Regions from separate parts of the Mus musculus genome. Here all the other regions are linked to region 1. A link is a loop called in an ENCODE intact Hi-C map of the cell type or tissue named here. Cell type or tissue: heart. All regions are shown on one strand.

What was found. A loop is a pair of places that touch in the nucleus more often than their neighbours do. Peaks named below come from ENCODE experiments on the same cell type or tissue, not always from the same donor. Only the 100,000 strongest peaks of a DNase experiment are listed, where the experiment ranks them.
Region 2: it touches region 1 in a loop (2.0-fold over the local background); 2 of 42 quality-filtered maps call a loop at or near these places.
Region 3: a loop joins it to region 1, with 2.1 times the contacts of the local background. A loop is called at or near these places in 12 of 42 quality-filtered maps.
Region 4: a loop joins it to region 1, with 2.7 times the contacts of the local background. A loop is called at or near these places in 8 of 42 quality-filtered maps.
Region 5: a loop joins it to region 1, with 4 times the contacts of the local background. A loop is called at or near these places in 5 of 42 quality-filtered maps.
Region 6: it touches region 1 in a loop (2.6-fold over the local background); 3 of 42 quality-filtered maps call a loop at or near these places.
Region 7: it touches region 1 in a loop (4-fold over the local background); 14 of 42 quality-filtered maps call a loop at or near these places.

Annotation. Positions count from the first base shown.
Region 1 is chr1:153,330,588-153,334,587 of GRCm38, reverse strand. Lamc1 (laminin, gamma 1) reads left to right here and starts at 1,802. Exons shown (of 28, transcript NM_010683.2): 1 at 1,802-2,460. The coding sequence starts at 2,049. In heart, a CTCF peak has its summit at 2,403 (motif pointing left); DNase peaks (open chromatin) are centred at 687 and 1,617; H3K4me3 peaks cover 3,502 bases; H3K27ac peaks cover 2,677 bases.
Region 2 is chr1:153,125,584-153,129,583 of GRCm38, reverse strand. Lamc2 (laminin, gamma 2) reads left to right here. Exons shown (of 24, transcript NM_008485.3): 21 at 428-627; 22 at 2,420-2,578; 23 at 2,669-2,768. Among named protein-coding and RNA genes, the nearest start is that of Lamc2, 59 kb to the left of the region's middle. In heart, no CTCF peak of the experiment used is centred here; DNase peaks (open chromatin) are centred at 2,393 and 2,883; H3K27ac peaks cover 1,714 bases.
Region 3 is chr1:153,263,986-153,267,985 of GRCm38, reverse strand. The region is part of intron 1 of Lamc1 (laminin, gamma 1); the gene reads left to right. Among named protein-coding and RNA genes, the nearest start is that of Lamc1, 67 kb to the left of the region's middle. In heart, no CTCF peak of the experiment used is centred here; a DNase peak (open chromatin) is centred at 2,195; H3K27ac peaks cover 3,590 bases.
Region 4 is chr1:153,281,032-153,285,031 of GRCm38, reverse strand. The region is part of intron 1 of Lamc1 (laminin, gamma 1); the gene reads left to right. Among named protein-coding and RNA genes, the nearest start is that of Lamc1, 50 kb to the left of the region's middle. In heart, no CTCF peak of the experiment used is centred here; a DNase peak (open chromatin) is centred at 2,211; H3K27ac peaks cover 2,192 bases.
Region 5 is chr1:153,223,547-153,227,546 of GRCm38, reverse strand. Lamc1 (laminin, gamma 1) reads left to right here. Exons shown (of 28, transcript NM_010683.2): 25 at 1-36; 26 at 1,005-1,163; 27 at 3,789-3,888. Among named protein-coding and RNA genes, the nearest start is that of Lamc2, 39 kb to the right of the region's middle. In heart, no CTCF peak of the experiment used is centred here; DNase peaks (open chromatin) are centred at 1,556 and 2,946; H3K27ac peaks cover 885 bases.
Region 6 is chr1:153,099,889-153,103,888 of GRCm38, reverse strand. The region is part of intron 8 of Nmnat2 (nicotinamide nucleotide adenylyltransferase 2); the gene reads right to left. Among named protein-coding and RNA genes, the nearest start is that of Lamc2, 85 kb to the left of the region's middle. In heart, a CTCF peak has its summit at 2,162 (motif pointing left); DNase peaks (open chromatin) are centred at 848, 1,398, 2,348 and 2,728; H3K4me3 peaks cover 275 bases; H3K27ac peaks cover 1,808 bases.
Region 7 is chr1:153,383,584-153,387,583 of GRCm38, reverse strand. All of the region lies in intron 1 of Gm46246 (a long non-coding RNA gene), which reads left to right. Among named protein-coding and RNA genes, the nearest start is that of Gm46246, 11 kb to the left of the region's middle. In heart, a CTCF peak has its summit at 1,755 (motif pointing left); DNase peaks (open chromatin) are centred at 703 and 2,273; H3K27ac peaks cover 490 bases.

The DNA of each region.
Region 1 (4,000 bases):
TCTCCAAAGGGTTACAAGGAGTAAAGAGTTAGAGACCCTTAGCATACCTAATCTCCATCATCTCATCCAATAAGTCAGGTGGATGCATTCCCGAGTAATTCCAGTATTAAAAGCTCTCTGAACAGTATCCTTTACCCATCATAAATAGTCCATTATGCTTGGGCCCTCTTAATTAGGGCTTGTGGCTCTAACACTGACCCTAACGATCATTACCTAGTTATTGTTATATTTCATCATTTCATATGCCCACTACCCCATCTTAAAACTCACATTTATTTATTTATGTGTCATATCATCACACACACACACACACACACACACACACACACACACACACACACACACACACACACGCACACGCGCGCGCGCCCACAAGTCTCATGGTGCAGGTGTGGAAATCAGAATGTGGTTCCTGGAGATTGAACTCAGGTCACCAAGCTTGGTGGCAGGTGCTTTTACCCACTGGGCCATCTTGTAGCTATCAGTATCATTATCTTAAAAAGACTACTGATCCGGAGCTTACACTTTGCTGGTCTGCTTTGCATCTTGGGTTGGGATTAGCACAGTGTGCTGCCAAGCCCGGCTCTCAGCTGGTTCATTTTTACAGCACCCTCCCTTCCCCTGTCTGCTGGTCCTATCAGCACTGCAGGTAGTTCTGATCTGAGACTAAAACGCATGATCTTTTGGCTCGGGCTCTGGGAACTGAGTCATTCTGGCACTGACAATATTCTGTGACTCAGCAGGTCCGAAGAGGAGGATGTCAGAATCCAGATAATTTCGAGTCTTTTAAAGGCAAGCTAGGACACACAAACAACAGAGTGGAAGAATTTCAAAGCAGGTCTGCGTATCCAGGGGAAAATGTCATTCCATTCCCAGCCTTCTCACTTCCTTCCTTGCCCGGTTAAATGACAGTCACATTTTAATTTAGAGCAAGGAAATCACAAAATTGACTCTGAAGCTGAGATCGAGCCCTGTGTTCCACAGGGATCCAGTCCCTTGGACACCTCGGGATCTCTCCCCTCAGCGTGGGCAGGGCTTGCCCCGGGATACAGGAGGCAATGCCCGGGACGGCTGGGGAGGGCGAGGTCACGCAGGCCACCGCACCGTTGCGCTGTGTTCAGGCTCCAGAGTCAGGTAGTGGCTGAGCTATACCGTAAGGACTGACATCTGGTTGGGCCAGGGTCCAAGTCCTCATGAAGTCAAAAACACAGATTCCGGGCCACCTCACCCACCTGCGTCTCCCTTTAAGAACCTCCTCTTAGCCTCATACCCTCCAGGGCAAGATCCTCTAAGGTACAAGACCTGGATGAGGGTTCCCAACCCACCGAAGCCCCTACCCTCCCAGCATGCACTGCCCAGCACCCCACACCCCACGCCCCGCCCTCCTTCCCTCACTCACGCTCCCTCTCCGCCCACCTTGGGCCCCTCCCTCTTACCCCCTCGCCCAGCCCACCTCTAGTCACGCCCATCCAGAAGTCCTCCCACTTGACCCCTTGCCTCTTCCATCTCGCGCCCCCCTCCCTTTTGCTGCCGGTCCCGCCCTCCTCGCACCCCACCCTCCTACTCCACCGCCCCGCCCACCTCGCGCCCGGTCCTCTGGCTCCCGCCCCTCCCATCTCGCTTCTCTGGCCCACCGCCCTCCAGGCCGCCCCCGCCGCCGCCGGGAGTCGCTGGGGAGGACGCGTAGGGCGGGGAGCAGCTCCTGGCCCGCGTGAGCTGCCGAGGAGGCCGGCCTTGGGTTTTCTCCACCGCCAGATCCCACCCCGCCGGGCAGACCCCACCCCCTTCTCCTTCCTCCTGGGGCGCGCTCTCGAGTGCGCGCTCGGAAGTCGGGGGTCGGCGCACAGTGCAGGCTGCGCACCGGGAGGTAGCGGAGGCAGCGCGATCTTGGCTCGGACGCCCACCCATCGGCTCTGCGTCCGGCTCTCGGCCTCCAGCCCGGTCCACAGCCCGGCCTCGGCCCGCAGCGGAGGATCGGCCTCGGGATACGCCGCTAGGCGAGTGCAGCGCGGCACCCCAGCCTTTGCCGAGGGCCCGCGCGCAGCGGGATGACGGGCGGCGGGCGGGCCGCGCTGGCCCTGCAGCCCCGGGGGCGGCTGTGGCCGCTGTTGGCTGTGCTGGCGGCTGTGGCGGGCTGTGTCCGGGCGGCCATGGACGAGTGCGCGGATGAGGGCGGGCGGCCGCAGCGCTGCATGCCGGAGTTTGTTAATGCCGCCTTCAATGTGACCGTGGTGGCTACCAACACGTGTGGGACTCCGCCCGAGGAGTACTGCGTGCAGACTGGGGTGACCGGAGTCACTAAGTCCTGTCACCTGTGCGACGCCGGCCAGCAGCACCTGCAACACGGGGCAGCCTTCCTGACCGACTACAACAACCAGGCCGACACCACCTGGTGGCAAAGCCAGACTATGCTGGCCGGGGTGCAGTACCCCAACTCCATCAACCTCACGCTGCACCTGGGTAAGCGATGACAGCCCCGTCCCCACTACTCGCTCACGGTCCAGCTCCGGGGCCGCATCCATGGAGCCGCTGGTCCGGCCTGAGGGGCCTGTCCAGCCGCGTGCTGACGGTCTGTTCTCCAGCGTGGGCCACACACAGAAATTCCTTTCTCCAACTTCTAAAATTCATCTCGCTTTGAACATCCGGTGAGGGCCACCATGTCCCACGCTAGCATCTCTCTCTTTTTTTCTTACTCTTTCTAGTCCAACCGGATTCTCGTTCCGTTGATTCTTTTCTATTTCAGCAGTTAGGATTTTGGACCAACACCCCCCCACCCCCTTTTGCACCCTGAGGCGCTAATGAAACACTCATCCTGGCAGGACAGGACTATCACATAGCATGCTTACATTAGAGTCTTGAAGGTCCACTTTCAAACACTTGTCTTTAAAATGTTTGTCTGTCTCCAGGGTTGAGAATGATTGCTCTTAGTTTTGATAGGGGAATTTGAGGGGAGCAAATGCCTTTGCCGCCGGTATTTCTATGTGTAATTAAAGTGGAAGTTCACTTTTAAAGTTACTGTTCTTCAGAGCTGTTCAGCCTTAATTAGGAGCTGTTTCACTGCTAATCCTAGTTGGGAGAAAACAGAAAGGTAATGAAGACACTCTCTGTAATTGAGGGCAGTTTTGTTCCGGTGTAAAAAGCTCCAAGGCTCTCCTGGATAGTCTTCCCTTTTGCTTTGATCCGAAGCAAGTGTGGAGACAAGCATGCTTTAGAATCCAGGAGAGGGCTGAAGTAGGAGACTTCATGGCAGAGCCGTGGATGAGCAAGGCTGTGATTATCTGAACGGATCAAAGTTCCTGCTTCACCTGGAGATGTTTTCTTTACTTTTGAGACAGACAAGAGAGCAGAAAAATTTTCATTGCTGTGTTCAGTTGTGCAACATTAAGTGTGAAAAACTGATTGTTGCCCTGGGATATTTGAGAGGGATATTTTGTAGGCAGATAGTCCCCTGATCGTGGTTTCAGGGTTTTCTTTCCACTGCTCTTCATTATATTATATTATATTATATTATATTATATTATATTATATTATATTATATTATCAGGGAATTTTCTTCAGAGAAAGACTATGACTTAGAGAAAGTGCCTTGAAAGTGTAAATGACTGTGTGTGGAGGAAGTTTTAGGAGAGCAGTGTTACTGCCTCTGTAGTAGATGCTGCCTTTTTCTTTGTAGACGAGTCACCAGGCAGATGGAACTTTTTGAAAACAAGCTCATAAATGAAAATGTGAGGCATCCGATTTTCAGTAATTAAGAGTGAGTTCGGTTTTGAAAAGGACTGGAACGACATAGAAGTGTAAAAGTGATGCTTTGGAGAGATGCCTTTCTCCAGACGGCACTCCGCTTCCCAAGATCTCTGGGAGTCCTTTGAAGTAGCTTCAGAGTTTTTAAGTTCTATAACTTATGTCCAGTTATTTTTAACTTTTTTTTTATGTTTTACTTTTTTTTTGTACTCAATTCTGAATCCCCTTGAAGTCTTGCTTAATCCGTTTTCAGATTTAA
Region 2 (4,000 bases), 210 kb after region 1:
AACAAAAGGGAATCATTTCTAAAGACTTAGGATTCTCTTCATAGAAAGTTCCTCTATACCTACTGCAACCACACCCCAACTCTGCAACCACACCCAACTCTCTGTGACTACACCCCAACTCTGCTCTTTGGCTTCAGGCTTGGACTTAAATCTTCAGTCTTTAAAGAGAGTCACCTGTTCTTTGTCTACTTTGGATGTTGATATCCTTGCAGTGGTGGGGACCTAGGGCAAGCTGACAGCTCCCTCAGTGGCTCCTTTGAGATTTTTTTCTCTTGGGAAAGAAAGGCTAATCCCAGCTGCAGCATCTCACCCCTAGCTAGTAATCGGTCCCTTTCAGGAATTTTTCCTCAGAACACCAGGCACTCTCATTCAGTTGTCTCTGTGGCAATTTTTTTTTTCTTTTCTCTTCTTTTTTTCTTCATTCTAGAGTTTGATCTGCAGGTTGAAGACAGAAAAGCAGAGGCTGAAGAGGCCATGAAGAGACTCTCCTCTATTAGCCAGAAGGTTGCAGATGCCAGTGACAAGACCCAGCAAGCAGAAACGGCCCTGGGGAGCGCCACTGCCGACACCCAACGGGCAAAGAACGCAGCTAGGGAGGCCCTGGAGATCAGCAGCGAGATAGAGCAGGTAAAGAGAAATGGATATACGGGCTGCCCCAGGCAGTGCCCAACACAGCCCTGTTCCAGAGAGAGAGTGTTTCAGCTCAGTTCAGCCCCTATGGCTCAGAGTCCTGGAGAGGGCACAGCAGCCCTGCTCTACACGCCCACCCTTCTGCTGGATGGATTCTATCACTGGCTAGCAGCTATTACACCATATTCCATGTTCCTTTGAACAGCACTGTGGAGAACACCCAGAGTTGTTTACTATGAAGATTTCTAAGGCTGCTATCAGAAAATACTTAGAAAAATAGAAGTGACTTTTGCACCGTTCGGAAGGTTAGGATGAGAAACTAGTCGCCCAGGGCTCCACTTCTCCTGACAGCTCCAGGGAGAATTCTTCCTTTCCTCTTGCCAGCTGCAGAGGAGGCCAGGCAATCCTGGTCTTCCTTGGTGCATAGCTTTATCCGTCCACTCCCTGCTTGTGTGATCCCCAGAGTCCTCTATCATCTCTTCTTTTCTCTATCCTCCTTCCTCCTTCTTCTTTCCCCTTCTCTTCTTCTTCTCCCCATCTTCCTCTCCTTCTCCTTCATCTTCTTCAAGATATGATCTCACTATGTAGCCCAGGCTGGCCACTATATTCATATCTCAGTCTTATCTTATAAGAAGATATCAGTCTCACTGAATTAAGGGTCCAGTGTAACTTCACTGTAGCTAATTACATCTGCAACTGTCAGTTTTCAAATAAGGCCATCTTCTGAGTTGAGAGAAGCGTGTAAGCAAAGACTCCATCCACCATGTCTTTGTTCGTGCTGGTAAGCTCTCTCCCTCTGAGAAACATCCCTAGCCCTTAGGACTTCACCATGAGTTTTAGGACGTAAATTTAACTTGTAACAATTGACATCAGCGTTTTGATTCTGGATATGAAATCCCCGTGCTCTACAGCCTTCTATATCCTTTGTCTCAGCTGGGCCTATTTTAGTCTGTCCGGCACTGTGAATGCTTGGTGCTAGGGATGGAGATAAGAACTATCTGGTCCCTTGCTTGACGAGCATTCAAGAGATCTGAGATCCAGCTCTGCTATGCCTAGAGCTCCAGCAAAGGAATGCTTCTCGGCTGAAAGTGACCTCCTTCCTGCTTACTTAAGGACTTCTAGGGAGCTGGTGCCACTCCAGGAAGTCAAGAGGTCTTGGGCATCTAGACTATTCGACCTCACTTTTAAGACTGCTTGGTAACCTACAAACTATAATTTCTAATAATTCCCCTTGAGGGCAGTTTCATAAACCTTCCTTTATATGGCATCAAGCATAAAGATACCTGCAACTGTTTAATTGTAGCTTATTGATAAAGGCATTGATGAACTTTTTCCCTGCAAAGACAAAAACCCACCACTACAGTTAACTCCAGGTCTGTATTCCAAGTACAACTGTCTTGGGGAAATCCTTGTAAAGTTGTTCCAAAGACCAGGTGAGTCTTTGGAATAAAGCCCATGAGTGTCAGAGAATGGTGTTTCTTGCCTTCTGGGTTTGCTCAAATGCTTTCCTGATTGCGTTAGAAATTTTCTAGGCACCGAACTGAAAGAGAACCAGTGTTTTCGCACTGACCCTCCTAGTCTCTAGAGAGCTAACCTTGAACTAACTTGCTTGAGGGCCAGCCTGGGGAAGGGTGTGTCCCGAAGTCTGACTCTCTCATTGTCCATCTGACTTGCTCCATCAGAGCCAGGCACAGATGTTTTTTTGGTTTTTTTTTCTCCAATTGTCCTTGGGATGCTTTGAGCCTCACCCTCCCTTTCCTCACGTCCCTGGCTCTTTTTATTCTCCCAGGAGATAGGGAGTCTGAACTTGGAAGCTAATGTGACAGCAGATGGGGCCTTGGCCATGGAGAAGGGACTGGCCACTCTGAAGAGCGAGATGAGAGAGATGGAGGGGGAGCTGGCCAGAAAGGAGCTGGAGTTTGACACGGATAAGGACACGGTGCAGCTGGTGAGTGCAGGCGTCTTTCCATGTGCGCTCTCTTTAGTTGCCAAGACAAAAATAACATCTCAGAACACCTTTGTACTCACTCGTCCTCAGGTGATTACTGAAGCCCAGCAAGCTGATGCCAGAGCCACGAGTGCCGGAGTTACCATCCAAGACACACTCAACACATTGGACGGCATCCTACACCTCATAGGTCTGTAGAGCATCCTCAGCTTTCCAGCCCAGGGTCTGTCCCCAGAGGACTTGACATTCTTAGTCCGGATGCGAGGGGATCTCAACTTTCCCTGAGACCATCTGGAAGTCTGCTTTGTCTCAGGGCCCAGACACTTGGGCCAGGTTGCTTTACATTTTCCGTCTTACCATGTCTAAGATGAGTCACTGAGCACTTGTATCTGGGAGTGAAGGGCTGTGAGTCAGAGCACTGGGTGTGTTCCAGGAAATTCCCAGAAGTCTGGTCAGCTTGAGGGTCCTGGTCTTGAGCCTGAGGGGCCCCCGGGCAGTCTTAAAGAGGAGAGTAACCACATCACTGCACCAGAGAGAAGTTATGGACTGGGGGGCCTAGAGACAAAGAAGGCCATGTGGGAACTATTGGAAGCAGACAGGAGCCAGTTATGAAGCAGAAGCAGTGGGGAGGGAAAGGCTTGAGCAATGGGCTGCCTTGGTCTGAAGGACCATCTGCTAAATCTGATGAGGTTCCTCCCTAAACAAACCTATACCTGTTATGACCAACTGGGAAAAGAGGAGCCTCCTGGATAAGTAACCTGGAGGAAATGTGCAAAGAGGGGGAGATTCATGGATTTTAGGATAGAATAGATTTACTAGCACAGTATGGCAGGGAATCGGGTTTCCCTGTAGTTACTACCCAAAGAAGACTGCTGTTAATTAAAAGTCTAAATCTGGGGGCTGCAGAACTGGCTCATTGTCTAGCAACATGTGTTCTTTCTTCAAGAGAATCCCCTTTACTTTCCCAGTACTCAGGCTGGGCATCTGTAACTCCACTCCAGGGGCATCTGATACCCTCTCTGGCTTCCATGGGCACCTGAACTCATATAGAACATGAACACACACACATGCATGTATATGCACACAGAAATACTTGTTTAAAAAGTTGAAGTCTAAAGTTAATAGTTAATAGGGGGCCCTCAACAACGGAGACTCCAGTGGGTAGGGACTAGGAGCTAGGTCACGTATTCCCATGGCATCCAGGAGAAACCCCAGCTATGCCTCACTGGTTCAGTAGAACAATTGCAATGCCTGACTGCCTCATGGAGGAGTATCACTGACAGGCCAGTATTCTCTGTGCTGTTACATTAATGGGTCTATTTGTGATCCAGGAAGCCCCAGAGAGTAAAATGTCCTCTAAAGATGAAAGATAAGATCTCCCCAGTTAAGATTTTAGCAGCATGGGATAGCATTCTAAAGAAC
Region 3 (4,000 bases), 67 kb after region 1:
GACGGTGAACTCCACCTGCTTGGCACCATATGGATCTCCCTTTCTGCTGTGGCCTCATGCTTAGAATATTGACTAGCTGGTACATATTAACATTCAGTAAATATTTGCTGAGTGAATGGAAGAATTTGGATCTATACGACTCTTGGGACCAGTGAGGAGTGTTAACTCTGACCTAGTGGGTAGCTGTGGTAAGAAATGAACGCACAACCATGAAAACTGAGAAAGCCATCTTATACTGAGCCATACGTGGTTTTATAGGAATTTCTCATATAGATGAGAGATGCAAGCGAAGCGGAACATGGTTGTGGGGAGTTGAAAGGGAACGTGTTCATTGGGACCTACAGAAACAACCAGTTAAAGGTATTCTTACAAAATGGAAGGTTAGACTATTCTCAGAAGTTTGTCACCGTGAGCTTTGGGGTCATTCACTGACTAAATAGTTAATGAAGAAACAAAGCTGCACTCTTTAGCCTTCTGCAGCTCCGTGTATTGTGGGGATCAGGTGGGGTTGGTTATCGGAGTTGGTCTTGGTTTGTACTACACTGCTATCCTTAGATGCTGGAAAGGTTTTACCATCAGGCTGTCTGTTCACGAATCCTTTACTGATGCTCATCCTCTGTGCAGACAAGACAGCATAGAGCCATACAGACCTGCAGATTCTGGTGTCTTCTTTCTTTCTCTTTCCCATGTTTCAAGTCCCTCTACTGCAGCCAGCGTATGCATCACTGACATTTTGCTTACTTTATTCGCTCAGTAAATTTAATCATCTGCCTTCTTTGTCTGCCTCCCTCCTGTCAGTCGGTTCCCACAGCTAGAACTTGGCTTAGCAGAGTGAGTAGGTTTTTTTTTTCCCTGAGTGTGCAGATGAGTGGGAGGAAGGACCAGCCTCATTCCTTTAGCTCGGCTAAAGGATTTCAGGCATGTTGTGACCCACTAGCCTGAATCAGGGCTTGTATTAAGTCTTGTAAGCATGAGGCTTGGGTTAATCAGCCATGCTCCCAGCCAGTTCTTGGCTTGGCTTTTCACTTGGTAATCTAATCTCTTTTGCTGAAGCTATAACGTGAAGTGGCAGAGGAGGTACCCAGATTAAGATAAATATATCTGATGTTTAGTAATGGAAAATGGTAGTCTCTAATGGTAATTTGCACCTATTTTAAATGACCTTCCAAGCATGCTTGACATTTTAGTATTAGTTAAGAAGTCTCTCGGTCTGTGCAGTGGCTGTCTGATGAGACAGCCATGTTTAATAACCAGGCTGAGTCACAATAGTGTGGCTTTTCAGTTTACTAAAGAATATGCAGCCTTTGGAGACCTGTTCCTTGGCAGTAGGGACGGATAGTACCAGGTGGTTTTAGGGGGAATAGCAGGGAGAGGGCAGAATTGTGGCCTTCACCAAAACTTCAAGTTTGATACTTTATGGAAAAATCTAATTTTCTTAGAAATTGGGATGTTTTTATCTCCAAAACCATATCATTCACTTCAAAACATGTTCTTCTCCTTAGCTCCATGCTGACATATACCATGGTTCTTATAAGTAGCCTTTGATGTATAGACCAACTCTTACAAAAGAACTCTAAATACTTTGGCCCCCCATGTTCTGCCTTTGCATTTAGCAGGTCTGGGTTATAGCGTAGCACAAATGTGAAGGGATGTGTTCATCACACACACTTGGAACATAAGACTGTTGAAGGCCCGGGCCATGCTTTTGAGAGGAGACTTTCTCAGACTGAAAGCTCCATTGTATTTGTTATAATAAGTTTAGTTGAAAATTACCGTTTGCTAGAAAACTGTCAAGGTTATCCCATTTGTAAAATTGTAGTAATTTAAATGTACTTTCTGTGGGCCTGTGCCCTTTTTCTGATAGTATTTGGCTACTTGACAAAGGGCAAGACTATGAACAGTTGCTGAAATCTAAGGGGAAGAAATTGGTTGCCCCTCTCTTTCCTCTTCCTCTCCTTCCTCTCTTTCAACATTTTATTTGAAAGATGATGCTTACGGCAGTAGGAAGAACCCAGCTCTTCGCCCAGGCCCTCAAGGACGGAGCTTTCAGTCATAGGGATGACTCTTCTGGACTTGCTGGGGTCACCTCAGCACACCCTGGATGTGCTTAACTGTCCCAGTGCTTTCTCATGGGTTGGCCTGAAGATCCCAAACCCGGCCCTGACTTGGCTCTGGACTGTGTGGACTGGTGGCGTTGTATTTGTGTGCAGTCATCTCTGAGGTGCAGCAGTGGCAGCTGGTGCACAGCTGGACATGCTGTCCTGGGAACTCTCTGCTCACAACCCTGAGAACGTTTTCAAACAGTGGCCTTCTGCGTCTACTGTTTGTGTTAACTGTTTGGAGAGGCCTAGTTAGTAGCCTAAACATACACCGTCTCTAATTGACTGTTCTACAGCTTTCTTAGTGTTAACGTTCTTGATCTTGACTTGACAGAGAGAGAGAGAGAGAGTTCAGTTTCTGATTTCTAGAGAGTTAGCCTGTAAGTTCAATAGTGAGCCCCGTGGCACCTAATTTGGTTCTTTAGAAGGAACTTCTTTTGTTCTGATTCAGCCCTTGGAAGGCATTTTGGAATCCTGGAAAGTTCTGTATGGCCATTATCATTCATCAGTAAACTATACAGGCAGTTGTTTCACAAGGTCCTCATGGAATTTCTCTGAACTGCACATAACAGAGAGACGTTTATGTTCCCCGGCAGTCAGTGTTTGCATCCAACTCTGAGACAGGAAGAGCTTCTCCGTACTCGGGGAGATTAGAAATATTTTACCACGTAGGAGGCTGCAGCAGAATTCCTTGGCTTGGCCCTGCTGGGAGCATGGCTGCATCCCCATTGTTCGGGCAGCCCCCTCCCCTTCTCCATCTCTTCAGCCAGCATGGACTGTAGGATTCAGAGCAGAACATAGGAATTAATTTTGAGCGTTCCATTCTAAACATCTGCACTTGAGGGTTTTGTTTTAAGGGGAACATGTGGCAGGGGAGGGAGAAGGGCAGCAGAACTCTCAGATGCTAAGTATTTTCTGAAGGCTGGGTGTACGGATGGCTTGTCTTCTTATGCCTGAACAAGAGGTGATGCATCCAGAATTTAGGATTTCCTCAATCATTTGATCTGGCTCCTGCTCCTCAAAGCCATAGTGTCTTGTTTTGATTGATCGATCCCATGATGAAATGATAGCGTGGCAGACTCACTGGATTGGAAATCAGAACCTGGACTTACTTTCTATCCACCTATTATTGAATTAGTTTTCACTTTGCCAGAGTTGAATTATAAGACGGACCAATAAGAGTAGGAAATCTGGTAAGATAGAGGGAGGGCAGGCAGGGGGAAGGAGACGCAGAGGCAGACATGGGAGCCCTCAAGTCTCAATCATTTACAGGCATCATAGTCTCAGTAGCACAGATGATTGCATGCCCTGGCCCCTCCATTCCATTCCTTGTGTAGCTCTCTGGGTGTTCTGCTGCTATGGACACATGAGGGGTCTTTTATGCAAACTTATTTCAGAAGGTGTCTGCCATAGGTCAGGGTGCTAAAACGCACAGAGATGTCAGAAAGGTAGGAAAAGAAGAAACGCAAGGTAATGTGGAAGCCCAGTAGAATCCCAAGCCACCTACTCCCGTGCAGAATCAACTGTTTGCCTTGTTGGAATGTCTTAGATAGTAAGTTTCTGGAATACCATGCATACTATACAACAATCTCATCCTCATGGCTTGCCATATTTTGATTTAGCAGAGACAATGGTTCTTTCAACAGAGCTGTAGAAACTGTTGTGTGTGACCTGCTTGGAAAAGTGCTATGTGGGTACCTTAGGGAGGCCTGTATTTGTGGAGTGTTCTTCTGTGAGTGTAATTACGAAGTAGCCCCTGGGCCAGTTAGGTCCTTGTCTGAATAGGTTCAAACCCTTGGTTCAAGAGTTGTCTTCATAAACTCTGTTACAGTATTGCTTTACGCTTCCTAGAACTTTATAATGGGTCAAGGGTATGCAAGAGCAGATGGGCAGGATTGTCC
Region 4 (4,000 bases), 50 kb after region 1:
CAGCTGGGGTGAATACGGGGTGCTATGTTTATCAGAACACAGTGAAGACTCACGGTTAGCTCAAGAGATACCCTGTAATCAATCATAGGTATAAATTGGTATCTTATTGTTTTATAAATGTATCCCACAGGTTAAAAAGCCTGAGCATCTTTTGTTTGATGACTGTAAATATTTCTAGTTCTTTTTAGACTCTTTGGAGGGTTTGAGGCAGTCCCGTCTGTAGCTGAGGCTGACCTTGAACCTTCAACATTGCTCATACCTCAGCCTCCCAAGGGCTGGGATTATGGGCACCAGCCACCACCCTCAGCTCAACTCCTGTTTTCTCAGTTTGTTTTTCTGCACTGGCTAGATCTTCAGGGTAACAACAAAACGTTATGTCAGTGTGGCATCATAGCACACACCTTAAATCCCAGTGCTCAGGAGGCTGAGGTAGGCAGCTCTCTGTGAAAGGCCAGTCTAGGAACTACAGAGTGCATTCTAGGATAGCCTGTGCTACATAGACCCTATCTCAAAAAACAAAACAAACAAACAAAAAATTAGGTGTCCTTAACATTTTTTCACTTTAAAGGGACCTTTTGTTAGATTTAGGGAGTTTTCTTTGAAATCTTTGCTTTAATAAAGTAGGGCTTTTATTATTAAGTAATATTGATAAAAAGTCCTTTTCTGAATCTACTGAACTGATTATATACTTTAATTTATAAAGACAAATGCCATGTTTTCAAAGAGTGTAAACCAACCATCCATTTCTAGAGTTAGGCCAGCTTCAGCATGTGTTATCTTTTTACATGTTCCCAGAGAGAACTCGGCTCTGTTTCTGATTATATTCAACTAGATTCCTGAGAACAATCATTCTGAGGGGGACGTGATCTCAAAGAGCTAACAAAATGGATGGGAATTTCTGGATATCAAACTCCCAAAAGGCGGGAGCCACAAAAATAAGCCCTGGCACATTTTCCAATTTGAAAAACATTTTCTTAACTACAAAAAGTTTTGACAACCCCATAGAGCAAAGGGTTTGAAATCCAGAGTTCAAGGCTTTTCCCAGGTAGGCATCGTGGTAAAGAGGACAGAAACACACCATCTTTGCTTCATGTGTACAGCCTAGGACAGTCAAGTCGTCACCTTGGATTAAGGTTGAGCCAGTCTGGTTTTACTCCCAGTTCATGGTATAAAGAATTGAACATTAAAAAAAAAAGAAGAATTGAACATTTCTTTGGAAGAGTATATTAGGTCTCAGATAATATATGCGTGTGTGGGGGTTGTGTTTTAACTCAGTGTCAAACACATAAGGAAAGTGGGTTTGTAAGAGAAAATGGAAAATGACATAAAACCAGCAGAACAATAGGCAAAAAGAGGAAGACTCACATTTCAAGTATAAAAATTATTAGACATTTTCTGTAAACATAGCTTTGTTTACTATGTATAAAGAAAGAATCAATGCACATAAAATAAAAGTGAATGAATTATTTTTTAAAAAAAAGAAAGAAAAATTATGAAAGTTGCTTGTGGAATGGAAAGCAACCAAAGAATTACATACATTAGAATAAACAAGCATACATTCCCCAAACTGAAAATTAACTACTACCGCGTTTAATTTGCAAGGTTTTAATTTTTTTTCTATTCACAAGCTACGTTGGCCTGTAATTTTCTTATACTTCTATCCTTATCTGATTTGGGTCAAAGTTGTGTTGGCGTTACTTAGAGTGTTGGAAAGGACTCTTTGTTTTCCTATTTTAATGAGAAATTTAATTAAAATTAGTTGTGTAGTTATTAAAACCAGACACACGTAGTATGAGTCATATGTACTGCTGAATATTCCTGAGTGTACACACAGCTCTGTTGCTCATATGGCATTGTTGCTGTAGCTCTGAAGGCAGGAAGTCCAACACTTCGTATTTATTTATTTATTTTTGGTTTTTCGAGACAGGATTTCTCTGTGTAGCCCTGGCTGTCCTGGAACTAACTCAGTAAACCAGGCTGGCCTCGAACTCAGAAATCCACCTGCCTCTGCCTCCCAAGTGTTGGGATTAAAGGCGTGCGCCACCATGCCCGGCTAGTACAACACTTCTTAGGCTCTGAAGTTCCATCATCCTGTAGTTTAGGAAAGGCTGGAGTATTCCCAGTCTGTAATGACATTTGTGTGTGGGAAGCAGGCAGTTTTGTTTTCTACAGAGCACACCCTTAACGTCATCGTGCAGCCTGTCGTCCATGTGGGGCTCACCGATAGATGACAGGATGAGGAGAGAGAGCCACAAGGTGTGGTTTGCTCAAACTCCCTCAGTCTTAAGTGGGGATGTCAGGCAAGAAGACTGTGGTCCACAGGGACCTGGAGAGGAGGAGGGATGCTTTCTGTATGAATGCAGTCGAACAGAAATCCTGAGCCTGAGTCATGGCTTTCCTCAAGGAGAGTACCAGCTGTTATACAACCCCCTTTGTTTGGACCATTGTCCATCTTTAAGAGGAGACAGTATGTCCAGTCCTTGTTTTATCAAACCCTGCATCAAAACAGTCAGTCATTTATTTGCCTTCCATGTTCCTCAACCATCTCCCACAGTTTATCATGTGGGTGTGTTTCCCAGTGATATGGGCTCAGTCATTAGTATGGAGGCTTTGTTAAAATTGTACAGAAAATAACATTTGCAAAATTACTTGTGTAAAAAAAAAAAAGTTCCTTTCTCACACCTGTTAGCTTATGTGTCCTTACAGTGGAATTCCTGATAGAAGAAAGTTCAGGGGTGAAGGACATTTTCTGGCTTGTGGTTCATAGGGTCTTTGTGCAGCGTCATGGAAGACACGCTGAGGGTATGTGGGGGGTGGGGGTGGGGTAGGGTTAGAGTTGGTGGCAGCAGCAGCAGAATTGGGACCAGAACCCAGCAGCTGGGTGTAATCTTCAAAGGTTCACCTAGTGATCTACCTCTGTAAGCTGCACCCCACCTCTTTAAGGCCCCACAGCCTCCTAAAATATTACCACCCACTGGGGAACAAGTATTCAGAACATGAGCCCATGGGGACATCACAGGTTCACCCATGACAGTATCCCAGCATGTCCATGTTACCGTTACTACCTCACCTTAACTATTTAAACAGAAAACTAGTTCTCACTATTGAAACAGAAAACTAGTTCTCGTCTATGTCCCACAAGGTAAGGAAGGGTATGGTGGTTTTAGTTGTTACCAGGTAACTAGCTATCTTTTCATCATGACCTTTAAAGTCAAGGCAGTGCTTTGAGGGAAAGAACCATTGTAATTAAAAATGTCTGTACCTGGTGTTATTAAGACACACTAGGGGAGCAGGGTGGCTTGCTGTTGTCTAGAGCAGAAGAAAGGACTTTAACAATGAAAACAAGCTCAAACCTAATTAGCCCTGCACGTCTCTCATTACTGAAGTCTCGGGAGCATGGATGCTTTTGAAGTATTCGGCAGAATAATTATGCAGTATTTTCCTTCTACACTGGGTTCCGGGGTAGTTGGAGTCCTCTGGACAGAGGAGGCTTAGGTAGGTGTTAGTGCTGACTTCATAAGAAGCCACTTTTGTGTTCCCCACCTCAGTGCCCTGTCCTTCAGTGACGCTGTACTGTGTCTGAAACTGACTAGTTCAGGGCAGTCAAGTTCCCAAGTGTATTTAATTGTAGTATTGTATTTTTTTAAAAAAAAATATTTAAACATTGTGTTATGCTTTTTTGTTTCCTTGTGTGAGTTTGCATCCTTTTTGATGGAATGGTAAATTATAGGTATGATTACAAATTATGAGTTGTTCAGCAAGATTATCCATAGCAAGAAGTGTGTCGTATCTTTTGTTCTTGACTTCTTATAGAACCTGTGAATTTCAGTCTGGCGGTGACATGTTAAGTAAAGAAAGACTGGTTCTTTTTAAAGCTTAAGGTTTGATTTATTTATATTTTATGCGTATGAGTGTTTTGTCTGCAAGTCTGTCTGTGTCACTTGTGTGTCTTGTGCCTGCAGAGGCCATAAGAGGGTGTTGGACCTCTTGGAACTGGAGT
Region 5 (4,000 bases), 110 kb after region 1:
CATGAGGCAGAGAGGATTGCCAGCGCCGTGCAGAAGGTGAGCACTTCCATCTTCTCCAGCTCCTGCTTGCACATCGCACACAGAACTCTCTGGAACCATCCCTGTCTGTTTCTTTTCTTTTCAATGCTAATGAGAATAAGTACAATGACCGAAGAAAGAGAACCAGGAAGAGGACTTTCTACTGTCTGGGTGTTGGATTGAGTTGTGAAGGGGGTGGTTTTTACATCATAGTCCCCGCCCACCAAGGTTCCTGCTCTCTCCCTGCATAAACGTTCTCTAGACCCTCCATAGAGCTGCTGTGGCCAGCACTACAGAGGCTGTCTTCACTCACGCTAAAGAGGCATTTCTTCACCGGGTGTGGTGGCGCACGCCTTTGATCCCAGCACTTGGGAGGCAGAGGTAGCCTGGTCTACAAAGTGAGTTCTAGGACAGCCAGAGCTATAAAAGAGGCATTTCTTCAGGCCGGCTTTTTTATGTTACCGAAAGATTAGAGCTTGTTTTAAAATTAAGTGTTTTGAGAATCACAGACCATTTTAATTTCTTTGAAAGGGTCAGTTTTAAATAGATTCTGTCTCATGAGATGCTCATATTTCAGGATGTAGTCTTTGGTAGATGATGCTAAGCTCACAAGAACAGTCAAGTGTGGTAACTGCATTGCAGTGGAAAGGGTTCACAGTTACAGTTTTATTTGTTGTCTGTGTGTGACCTCAGCTAAACATGGTTATACTAGGACAGGGAATTCTCAACAGTAAAGAAGAGGGCACAATGAAAAAACTGTATAAAATGCTGTTGTGTTTGACAGTGATTTTTTTTTTCTTTTAATGAGAACCTAATGAATAACGAGTTGAGCAGTGATAGTAACTGTCATTGTGACATTCTTTCTGGACTGCACCCTGAGCCATTCTACAGATTACAAAAGGGAGTACGCATGTGCACTAGAACAGGGAGGGTTGCTCTAGGAGCTTTGGCTTGCCTCTGCCGACCGTTGCTTCTCCTGTACCCAGAATGCCACCAGTACCAAGGCGGACGCAGAAAGAACCTTCGGGGAAGTTACAGATCTGGATAATGAGGTGAATGGTATGCTGAGGCAGCTGGAGGAGGCAGAGAATGAGCTGAAGAAGAAGCAAGATGATGCCGACCAGGACATGATGATGGCAGGGATGGTAAGAGGCAGAGGTCAGGGGTGCTCACTGGGAAGGACCCCACCCCCACCCGATGCCCAATTCCTGTGAGTTTCCGTTTGTATTGCATTTTCTTCCTCAAGAATTGGGTCAGTAGCTTGCGTAGAAGACAAAGAATTTGACTCCTTTGCCAGGTATTGATGTTGCACAATTGCCCCCATACCAAAGCACAGCTGCAGTCCCAGAACACTTAAAACAAAACAGAACAGAACAGAATGCAATTGTGGGTATGTGATGTTTTTTAACGTAGTTTGAATGGATAATTCCTACACGGGATAAAATAACTTAGAAAAGGAGATTGCAATGAAAAGCTCATTTCATTCCCAGTTTTCCCAGCTGCTCGCTCACTAGAGGCAGAAGCCAGTTTGTTATATAAGACATTGGTGAGGCACTCTGTAGCACTGCACGGAAGCCTGTGGTAACGTGCACGTCTCACGCCACGTGGAAGAGTTAATCTGTGACTCTACGGGGCAGTGGGGAATGAGGGTCAGCTCTGTTCATTCGGTGCTGTATTTTGCATTCAGAAGAACTTCCTGGGGTGGTAGTGTGACTGTCCCTGTCCTGTTCTGTGTTGCAGTCACAGGGACAGTGTATATCAGCCTGTTTGCTCACACCCTTGCAGTGGCAGGAAGAAGCCCAGTTTTCCCAAGCCCCCAACACAGGGCCTCGAGCTGGGTTTACTTTGGGACAAAGTGCAAGGCCTGTGGGAATGATGCCAGTTCTGTACACAGCTGTACAGGCAGCTGCATTTGGAGGCTTATTTATTTGTTTGTTTTTGTTTGTTTGTTTGTTTGTTTGTTTGTTTGAGACGGGGTGGTTTTACTATGTAGCTTTGACTGACCTGGAGCTCTCTGTGTGCACTATGATGGCTTTGAACTCATAGAAATCCTCCTGTCTCAGCTTCCCAAATGCTGGGATTAAAGGTGTGCACCACCACACCTAGTTAAAGAGCTGAGATTTTAAACTTTGTGTTGGATTGTTCTGTGATTTTTTTTTATGCAAAGCGAGGCTCAAATGAAAAGGACCATGAAGCAATCGTTAGTCTTTCTCTTTTTTCTCTGTACTTCATTTTTAAAATTACTTATTTATTTCATGTGTTTTTGATGCATGCGTGCCATAAGGCACATGTGGAGGTCTCGGGACAACTAGTGGGAGTTGGTTCTTTCCATCCACCATGTGGATGTTAGCATGCGATCTCAGGTCGTCAAGCCTAGTGGTGAGTCCTCTTTCCCAGTCAGCCATCTTGCCAGCCCTGTGGGTGCACTCTGACGGGAGCATTGTATTTAAAGCACTGAAAACAGCGAAGGATACAGATTTGCCAGTTCCAAAAAGGGATCTGGGTTTACTTCAAAGAGGGAAAACTAAGTTTTTCTTTCGTTATTTTTGGTCCATATCTTTTTGAGAGCAGCAAGCCATCCTTCTCTGTACTCTTTTGTAACTCTATCAGTTTTGAAAGGCCACCATTCAGCTAGTTTTACCTGAGTGTAACATTTTCTTCAACCAGACAGGTTGTGATTCTTTCTGGAAGATACCAAAGGCCACAGGTTAAACACAGCCCAGCTCTGTGTCCCAGTCCCAGAAACTCGCAGGAAGCCTGTATGGGCTCCAGCCGTGTGTCCCAGTCCCAGAAACTCGCAGGAAGCCTGTATGGGCTCCGAGAACAGCTGCAATTGGAACTGAATTTAAAATTTTTTTTTCTGTTTTTAAAATTCCCACAATGTTTTGATCCCCAAATGTTTGCTTTGTCCTGACCCCAAAACTAGGAAAAATAATTAGTGACTGGGAGTGCAGAGCCACTCCTTTCTGTCCTGCTTTGGGTTTGTCGGGAGAGCATCTGCTTTCTGATACAGGGATGTTTCCTTTTCCTCCACTGCATCCTGTGACTCACGCTCTGTGTGTTTGTTCAGGTTTCATGGAACGTTCCCAAGTATGTTTACCTTTGGTTGGCTTTGAAAATATCCATTGTTGTGTGTGTATGTGTGTGGGTGTGTGTGTGCGTGTGTGGGTGTGGGTGTTTTTATAAGTTGACAGAGAATTTTCAGAAAAGCCTCGCTTTTATTCTCTCCAAGAATAGAACATCTCTAATAATGAGGGCCCTGAGAATATCCACATTCTAGAATAATAATTCCTACATTCAACTCGAACTTAAAACAAAATAACCTGTTTCTACTTAATCCATTTTATCATGTGTTTGCCCCAAAGTGTTCTCAAGTGAGGGGAAGGGAGAAAATGGGATAGTATTGGTTTTCTGACTGCATACATCATTAGGGGTACCCAGGCACAGTAGTACAGTCCCAGCACTCCGAAGGTTGAGACAGGAGGACCTTGCATTTGAAACCAGCTTAGGTTACATAGTAACTCTGTCTTAAAGAACAAAACAAAACCAAAAAACCAAAACAACAACAAAAAGCATATACTGTACTATGCAGTAGAAATAACATCCTCCACCTGAAGATACCACCCCCAAAAACCCTGCAGTGAGAGCGACTCTGATTCAAGGGAAACACATCTGAAAATAGACCTGCTGGTGCACTGGAGGAAAATATTTAGAGAAGAAGAAAACACAAAGTCCGAAGTATTCATGCTGTTTATCCTCTTCCACTACAGGCTTCGCAGGCTGCTCAGGAGGCTGAGCTCAATGCCAGAAAGGCCAAAAACTCTGTCAGCAGCCTCCTCAGCCAGCTGAACAACCTCTTGGATCAGCTAGGTAAGTAACAGAAGGGTTGCTGCAGCCACCGCTTGCAGGGCTGAGTCCACTGATGCAGAGTCACATTCTCTAAAAGCATCATTAAGGCATTCATATTAATGTTTTGTTTAGC
Region 6 (4,000 bases), 230 kb after region 1:
TTGTAGAACCTGCAGAGACCATCACAGAAAGTCACAACTAAGCCAGGCAGTGGTAGCACACGTCATTAATCCCAGTACTTGAGAGACAGAAGCAGGTGGATCTGAGTTGAGGACAGCCTGGTCTACTAGGTGAGTTCCAGGACAGCTAGGGCTACATAAAGAAATCCTATTTTGAAGAAGAAAGTAGAGAAAAGAACAGAAGAGAGAAGAACAGAAGAGAAAGGAAAGGAAAGGAGAGGGTAGGGGAGGGGAGGGGAGGGGAGAGGGGAGGGGAGAGGGGAGGGGAGGGGAGGGGAGAGGGGAGGGGAGAGGGGAGGGGAGAGGGGAGGGGAGAAGGAAGGGGAGGGGAGGGGAGAGGGGAGGGGAGAGGGGAGGGGAGGGGAGGGAAGGGAAAAGAAAGCCTCAACTGGCCAGGCTGCACAGAGGGACTTACTATGGCATGCCCAACCCCAATCCATACATCTATACAACCCCTACACCCAAGGCTCAGGTAACATCTAGGAAGAGGGGTGGAAGATTCTAAGAGTTTGTGTCTTATGTAGGACAGAAAAGCAGCACTCTTGAAATCTCAACAATACGGCTGCCTAAACAAGACTTGAATAAGCCGGGCGTGGTGGCGAACGCCTTTAATCCCAGCACTCGGGAGGCAGAGGCAGGCGGATTTCTGAGTTCGAGGCCAGCCTGGTCTACAAAGTGAGCTCCAGGACAGCCAGGGCTATACAGAGAAACCCTGTCTCAAAAAACCAAAAAAAAAAAAAAAAAAAAAAAAAGACTTGAATAATGGCAACATCAGTTGACACGTAGTGTGGATAAGGAAATCCCAAGGGTCCCCATCTCTGGATGACAAGCAGCAGGCAATTAATGACTGCCATGAGGTGACGCAATCTTCCCTTGGGACAAATGCCCTAATTGGTTATTTAACACCATGTGGTCAGTACTAAATGCACTCAGCAGGCTATAACATATGTATGTATACATGTGACAAAAACCAAAGAGAAATGAATACATCATTTAAAATAATTTTAAAATGCAAACTGAGAGGCTTAACAAAAGATTATTTTTGACTGTATTGAAGGATATGGGCAAGTTAATGCTCAGTGACTCATATCTTGTAGTGACTAACACTTTATGAGCAACTGGCAAAAGCAGCCAAGTAAAACAAGTGAAGCCCAGATTATAATGATGGTGCCTTTCATCCAAACATTCAGGTGTTCTAACCAGAGGGCTCAACTTCATTAGCAATAAGATCCTTCAAGATGCACTGAAGGCCTGGAAGGCTCTCCTGGTACGATCCAGCGTGATCCCGCTACATCAGAGCTCAGAACCCTCCTTACTTTCTTCTCGTCGTACAGCACATCAGCGGCTCCAGCCTCCTTCTGCGTCCTTTGCAGATGGCAGCCAGGGATGCATGGGGGCCACCCGTAAGCATCTACCAAGGGCTCGGCCATGTGCCAGGAACTCTTCTCGGGGCTTCATTATCACATCTCATCCTTACAACGGTCTTCCGAGATGCGTGTCTCAGTTCCAGGAATCTGTCCTATCTATGCGATCACAGCTTAGTGATGGAATCTGATCCCTCTTGGGCCGCTCACTCTTGAAGACTCTTTTTGTTGCTTCACACTTCTTCTAGATCCATCGATAGACTCATATTTTAGAGACTTGAAACTTCCTCAGTTTAAAAATATCACAGCTCCAGCCAGGCATGATGGTGCGCCTTTAATCCCAGCACTTGGGAGGCAGAGGCAGGCAGATCTTTGTGAGTTTGAGGCCAGCCTGGTCTACAGAGAGAGTTCCAGGACAGCCAGGGCACAGAAAAACCTTGTCTCATAAAAACAAAACAAAACAAACAAAACAAAACAAAACAAAACAAAACAAAACAAAACAAAACAAAACACCACAAGTTGAAACAGACTTTATGGTATGTGATGGTGTATACCTATAATCCCAGAACTCAGGGACTGAGGCAGGAAAATCATGGGTTTGAGGCCAACTTGGGGTACATAGCAAGATCCTATCTTTTTAAAAAATGGAAGAAAAAAACCCCAAAAAACCCAAGACACAAAGGAAGGAAAACACCCACCACTTTGCTCTTAAAAAATAAAATAAAATAAATTCAATACTCTTACCAGATATCCTCAGATCCTTGCTCTCTACCGCCCCCTAGAGCATACAGCTGTAAGCACTGCTGGGAGGGTAAAGAAAGGGGAGAGAGCCCTATAAATCCCCGTCTGTGAGAATGTCTAAACCACTCTCCAGCAGAGCATCCTCTGTACTGCTCTGGCTTCTGCCCCCGTCAGGAGGAAAGGCTGGTCCAGAACTAGTGTGATCAACCTGGCTAGTCAGGCAGCCAGGAGTGCACTTCCAGGATGGCCCTCAACGCAAACAAACGAAAGCTCCTTCAATGGGGCTTCCCAGAGGAAACCAACCCCAACCCCACGGTGCTGCCAGCTTGACTGGGAGTGTGGGAAGGAAGGCCCAGAGTTCCGGCCTCGTGTCAAAAGCCTGAAAATCAACAGCACCTTTTACACGAGATCCCTGAGCAGAAATCAGTCCCCAAATTTCGAATCACTGGGACTGGGGGTCCTTCTCTTGTGGATAATTCAGCTTGGGTTTTAGCAATGTGGGGATCTAATCCCCCGCGGCTGGAAGAGTCGCGCAGGCTTCCTGCTTCCGGGCTGGAGTTAAGCAGTTTGATAAAAAGTCATCTGAGCCTGAATAACCACGTTTGCCTTTGCTCCATTTATCTGGGGGCCCTGGGATTTCTTCTGGAGTGGTTAATGCCCCCGGCTCTTCCTCTGTTTATTTTCTTTGGTTATGTTCCCATAGCTGATGGATGTAGGAAGCCGCTTAGTCCATAACTGGCTGGTTAGAGGCATGTAGGGCACAACCAATGAAAAGAATGTGAGACTTTGAGAAGTTCAGGAAGAAAAGAGTGTCTCTATTGGCGGACTTCTGGTGTCTGAAATCACCTTTAGGTATTTAATCCTTCCAGGTAAACATTAACTCTTGCTTGTTTAAAATGCTGAGACCCTGAGAATGGCCCAGACAGGCAATCATTACACTCAGTGATTTCGGCACACTCCATCAAAAGCCAGCGCCTTTCCAAATGAAGAGAACCAACTCACTTATCAGCCATCTCCTCTCTCAGGCTTGTGCCCGCTACTGGGTCTTTCCTAGCCTCCTCCCTACATGAAAACCTCTTTGCTTTGTGACGGCTTAACCTGGACCAGGCCGAGAGTCAATGCCCAGCTTGTGCCTTCACTGAGCCTGCTTTGAGGGATGTCTGTCATTCCTCCGCAGGTCCATGTTAACTGGACAAAGGATCTGAAGAATTACGTGAGACCCTGTTCCACCATTCAACAGCTGTACTATCTAGAACAAGCCTCAACTTGCTTAAGCCCCCCTTTTGTATATATTATTAAATTGTTATGTTTATTTAGTCCGGGGGGGGGGGGCGGGAGCACAAGCACACATATGTGGTTATGTGTGTGTATACATGTTATGTTGTGTATGTGGAAGTTCTCTCCTTGTCCCACGTGAGTTGAGGATTGAACTCAGGCCGTTAGTCTTGACAGTAAGTGCCTTTACCCACTGAGCCACCTTGCCAGTCCTCTTTCCATGTTTTTAAGATGGGAATAGAGATCCCATCTCATAGGGGTTAAATCGGATAATCTGTGAGATACAGCCAAATATGATTCATTAATTGTCTGGCTTTCCCAATAGGAAGCAAGAGGACTAGCCAAATATTTTGTTTCTATCTGTTCTCCTAGCTGTAGACTCGGAATTGCTGTCACACAGAAGGTGCTCAGTAAATATTTCAAAATGAAAGAATGAGCTCAGGCTGGGGAGGCACCTTTTAATCTTAGCTGCTCACAAGGCTGAGGCAGGAGGATCATTAGTTAAGAAAAATTAGGAAGACTCTCTCTTTAAAATTAAAAACACAGTCTGGGAAGCCAGCTCAGCCGGTAAAAGTGCTTGTCACACAGCCTGAGTTTGATCC
Region 7 (4,000 bases), 53 kb before region 1:
CTTTGGAAGAGCAGTTAGTGCTCTTGCCCACTGAGCCATCATCTCATCAATCCCATTAATATATCATTTTAATCTCTACTATTTGATAACTTTTTTTTTTGCAACAGGATCACATGTTACCCAGGCTAGCACCCAACTCACTCCATACCTGAGAATGACTTTGCATTTCTGAACCTCCACCTCCAGAGTGCTGAGCTTATCGGCATGCGACCCCCAAGCCATTGTATTTGGTGCTGGGCATGGAACCCAGGGCTTCCTGGAGTCTAGAACAACAGAGCTACACCCTAAGCCCATAAAAAGTTGCACAAAGCTTACATTTGCCAGAGAAGACATAACGAGTGCATGTGGAGAGTTTGGAATTTTGAAGTTTTGTTTGGTGGAAACTTCCTTTTTATTGTTTTGAAGAGGTATACCAGAGAATGTTGGGAAACGTGACTGGATTTATTGTTTGGTTTTCTTAATGAAACAGATTTTTAAAAACTTTCAAAAATCTTTCCAATTAGCAACAGATTCCTAAATAATCTATGTTTTCCTCGTCTTGGCACATCAGTTTTTTCCTTTGTCTTCATTCTGCCCGAACTCTAACAACAGATATTCCTGGAAGGTGGGATGCTTCAGAACGGCTCTCTAGTACATGTAGCTCCTGCATCTGACCACACGGCGGCACTGGAGAGCTTTGGGGACTGATGCAAGCCCCAGTCCCAAAGGGCTGGGCACAGTGAAGCATTCCTGCTCCAGCTCTGACTCAGAAGTCTGCTGTGCAAGCTCAGACTTCTAACCTCCAGCACTTTAACCTGCGGCTCCGTGTTCTGCTGAGGCTTCAGCCTTTGACGGCCTGTGCTGACCCCTCCATACTTGTTTAGCTTCCTTTTTCAGTTCTTTTCGAGATAAATACAGGTTTTAAATCTCATTCTGTATAAACTACATAAAGGCTTGCCCTACTATTTAAGGGCACATGGCACTAGAGAGAGGCAGGAAGGACACAAACTAAATCTCTAACTAAAGCTACTCCGAAGAAAAGCTAGCAGCCCACGCGGGACTTCATAGTCGGCGATGAAGACTCACTCAGATGAAGTGGAGAGCCATTGATGGGGCAATTGTCATCAACACACACACACAAATTTACACACTCACGTGCACAAATACACACATACGCAGGCGCGCGATTGCACGTCAGTCAGACACGCATGCGCGCTAAATATTTGGATCCAGGCAAACATAACAAAAGGATAGGACAATATAAGACATTATTCAGCTGTAGCCTTTGCAGAGGAGCGGTCGTATCACAGAGAACATGGTTATGAAAGGGCACTTCATAATTCACCTTATATAATTCTACATTGCAGAAGTACTCTAGAGTAAAACTTTTGTTCAGCTTGTTTTTGTTTTGTTTTGTTTTGTTTTTCACTTTGAAGCAAGGTCTTGCTAGATTACTTTGCTTTTTCTCAAAGTCAAAACCGTCCTGCCTCAGTCCTCCGAGGGCTGGGATCTGGGGTGTGGGCCACCATGGGTGTCCTCCTGGGAGCTTTCTCTTGCTTCTTCTTCTTCTTAACCTGGTAAAGATATCAGAAAATGAGTTTTCATTACTCTAGGATGTGCATTTATGCCATTTAAAGACGTTGTGGACCAGCTGGAGACAGTCTCAGTGACTAAGAGCACTTTCTGGTCATAGAGGACCCCAGTTCAATACCCAGCACCCACAGGGGGCAGCTAGCTCCCAACTGGCTGTAACTCCAGATCCAGAGGATCTGCCCTCTTGTGGTGTCTGTGTCTGCATTAATATGGATGTGCCTGCCGGGCAGTGGTGGCTCACGCCTTTAATCCCAGCACGTGGGAGGCAGAGGCAGGCAGATTTCTGAGTTCGAGGCCAACCTGGTCTACAAAGTGAGTTCCAGGACAGCCAGGGCTATACAGAGAAACCCTGTCTCAAAAAAAAAAAAAAAAAAAAAAAAAAAAAGGACATACGTACACTCAGACATACATACACACACACACAGACATAAATTTATTTTAAAAAAAAAGGCATTAGAAGGCTGGAGCACTGTCATTCTGGCATTCACTTGTATTCCTGGAGGGCTATCAGAGCACAAGGTCAGCTCGGGCCACAGGCATACATGCAGGCAGAATGCCATATACATAATAGATATACCTAAAAAATAAAAAGATAAAATTCAGAAAGAAACAAAAAGAGCTGGGATATAAATCAGGTTACAGAACCCGACTACCATGTTGAAAGCCCCAGGTTCACGCCCACAGCACAGGGGAGGAGGTATCAAATCGCAGCTCTTTGTCTCCAATTGAATTGTATGGAAAAGGAAGAGGGTCATTACACTGGAGGAAGTGAAGTGTTTCCTGGAGGGAAAGGCTTAGGTAAGTCGGCTCTGTTCCTGATGCAGAATTGTAAGCCTGGAATTCCCAGGGACAAGGCTGCCCCGGAGGACATTGATGGAGACAGATGCCTTCTGACAGGGATCCAGAGAACATCAGGGAACATCAGGACGCTTGTCACTACAGACTCAAGGCTGACTGTGTGAACACAGCCCACTGTTAGCTATGTAACCTTGAGAAATGTATTTGCCTTTCTGAAATTCTATTGCTTCATCTGTCATGGGGAGTAGTGGTAGAACGCACCTCGTTGGCTGGCCGGGATAGTTAAGTGACATAAAATGTTCAAAGACCTTAAAACTGGAATTGGTCCATAGGTGTGTTCAGACGATGCAGCCTGCTCCCCAGGTCAGCAGCAAAATGGAATTCTTAACTTTCCTATCTCCAGTTATGTCCATGGACACACCAAAGACCCAGGCTGTGCCACAGAGACAACGCTTCCATGACACTTCAGGCAGTAATGCAAATCAATTTATTGGATCAGAAATAGAATGAGTCTGCATTAAAATATAAGAATTTGAAAATGAGGTGGATAGGGATGGCACACGCCTTTAATCCCAGCACTTGGGAGGCAGAGGCAGGCAGATTTCTGTAGGCCAGCCAAATCTACAGAGTGAGTTGCAGGACAGCCAGGGCTACACAGAGAAACTCTGTCTCGAAAAACCAAAAAAAAAAAAAAAAAAAAAAAAAAAAAAGATTTTGAAAATGATGCATTAGGGGCTGGAGAGATGGCTTAGCAGTTAAGAGTGCTAACTGCTCTTCCAGAGATCCTGAGTTCAATTCCCAGCAACCACATGGTGGCTCACAACCATCTGCAGTGGGATTCGATGATGCCCTCTTCTGGTGTGTCTGAAGACAGCTGCAGTGTACTCATATACATGAAATAAATAAATCTTTAAAAAGAAAGAAAGAAAATGATACATTAGAAATGCCCTTTTCAAGCTAGGTGTCTTAGTCAGGGTTTCTATTCCTGCACAAACATCATGACCAAGAAGCAAGTTGGGGAGGAAAGGGTTTATTCGGCTTACATTTCCATACTGCTGTTGATCACCAAAGGATGCAGGACTGGAACTCAAGCAGGTCAGAAAGCAGGAGCTGACGCAGAGGCCACGGAGGGATGTTCTTTACTGGCTTGCTCAGTCTGCTCTCTTATAGAATCCAAGACTGCCAGCCCAGAGATGTTCCCCACCCACAAGGGGCCCTTCCCCCTTGATCACTAATTGAGAAAATGCCTTACAGTTTTATCTCATGGAGGCATTTCCTCAACTGAAGCTCCTTTCTCTGTGGTAACTACAGCTGTGTCAAGTTGACACAAAACTAGCCAGTACAATTGACCCCTTGTCAACTTGACACACAAACAAATCACTAGTAAGCCTCAACCCTTACATTCTTATTCATCCCCAAGATCTAAACAACTTTAAAAGTCCCACAGTCTTTACATATTCTTAAATTTTCAATCTCTTTAAAATATCCATCTCTTTTAAAATCCAAACTCTTTTTACAATTAAAAGTCTCTTAACTGTGGGCTCCACTAAAACAGTTTCTTCCTTCAAGAGGGAAAATATCAGGGCACAGTCACAATCAAAGCAAAAATCAATCTCCAACTGTCCAATGT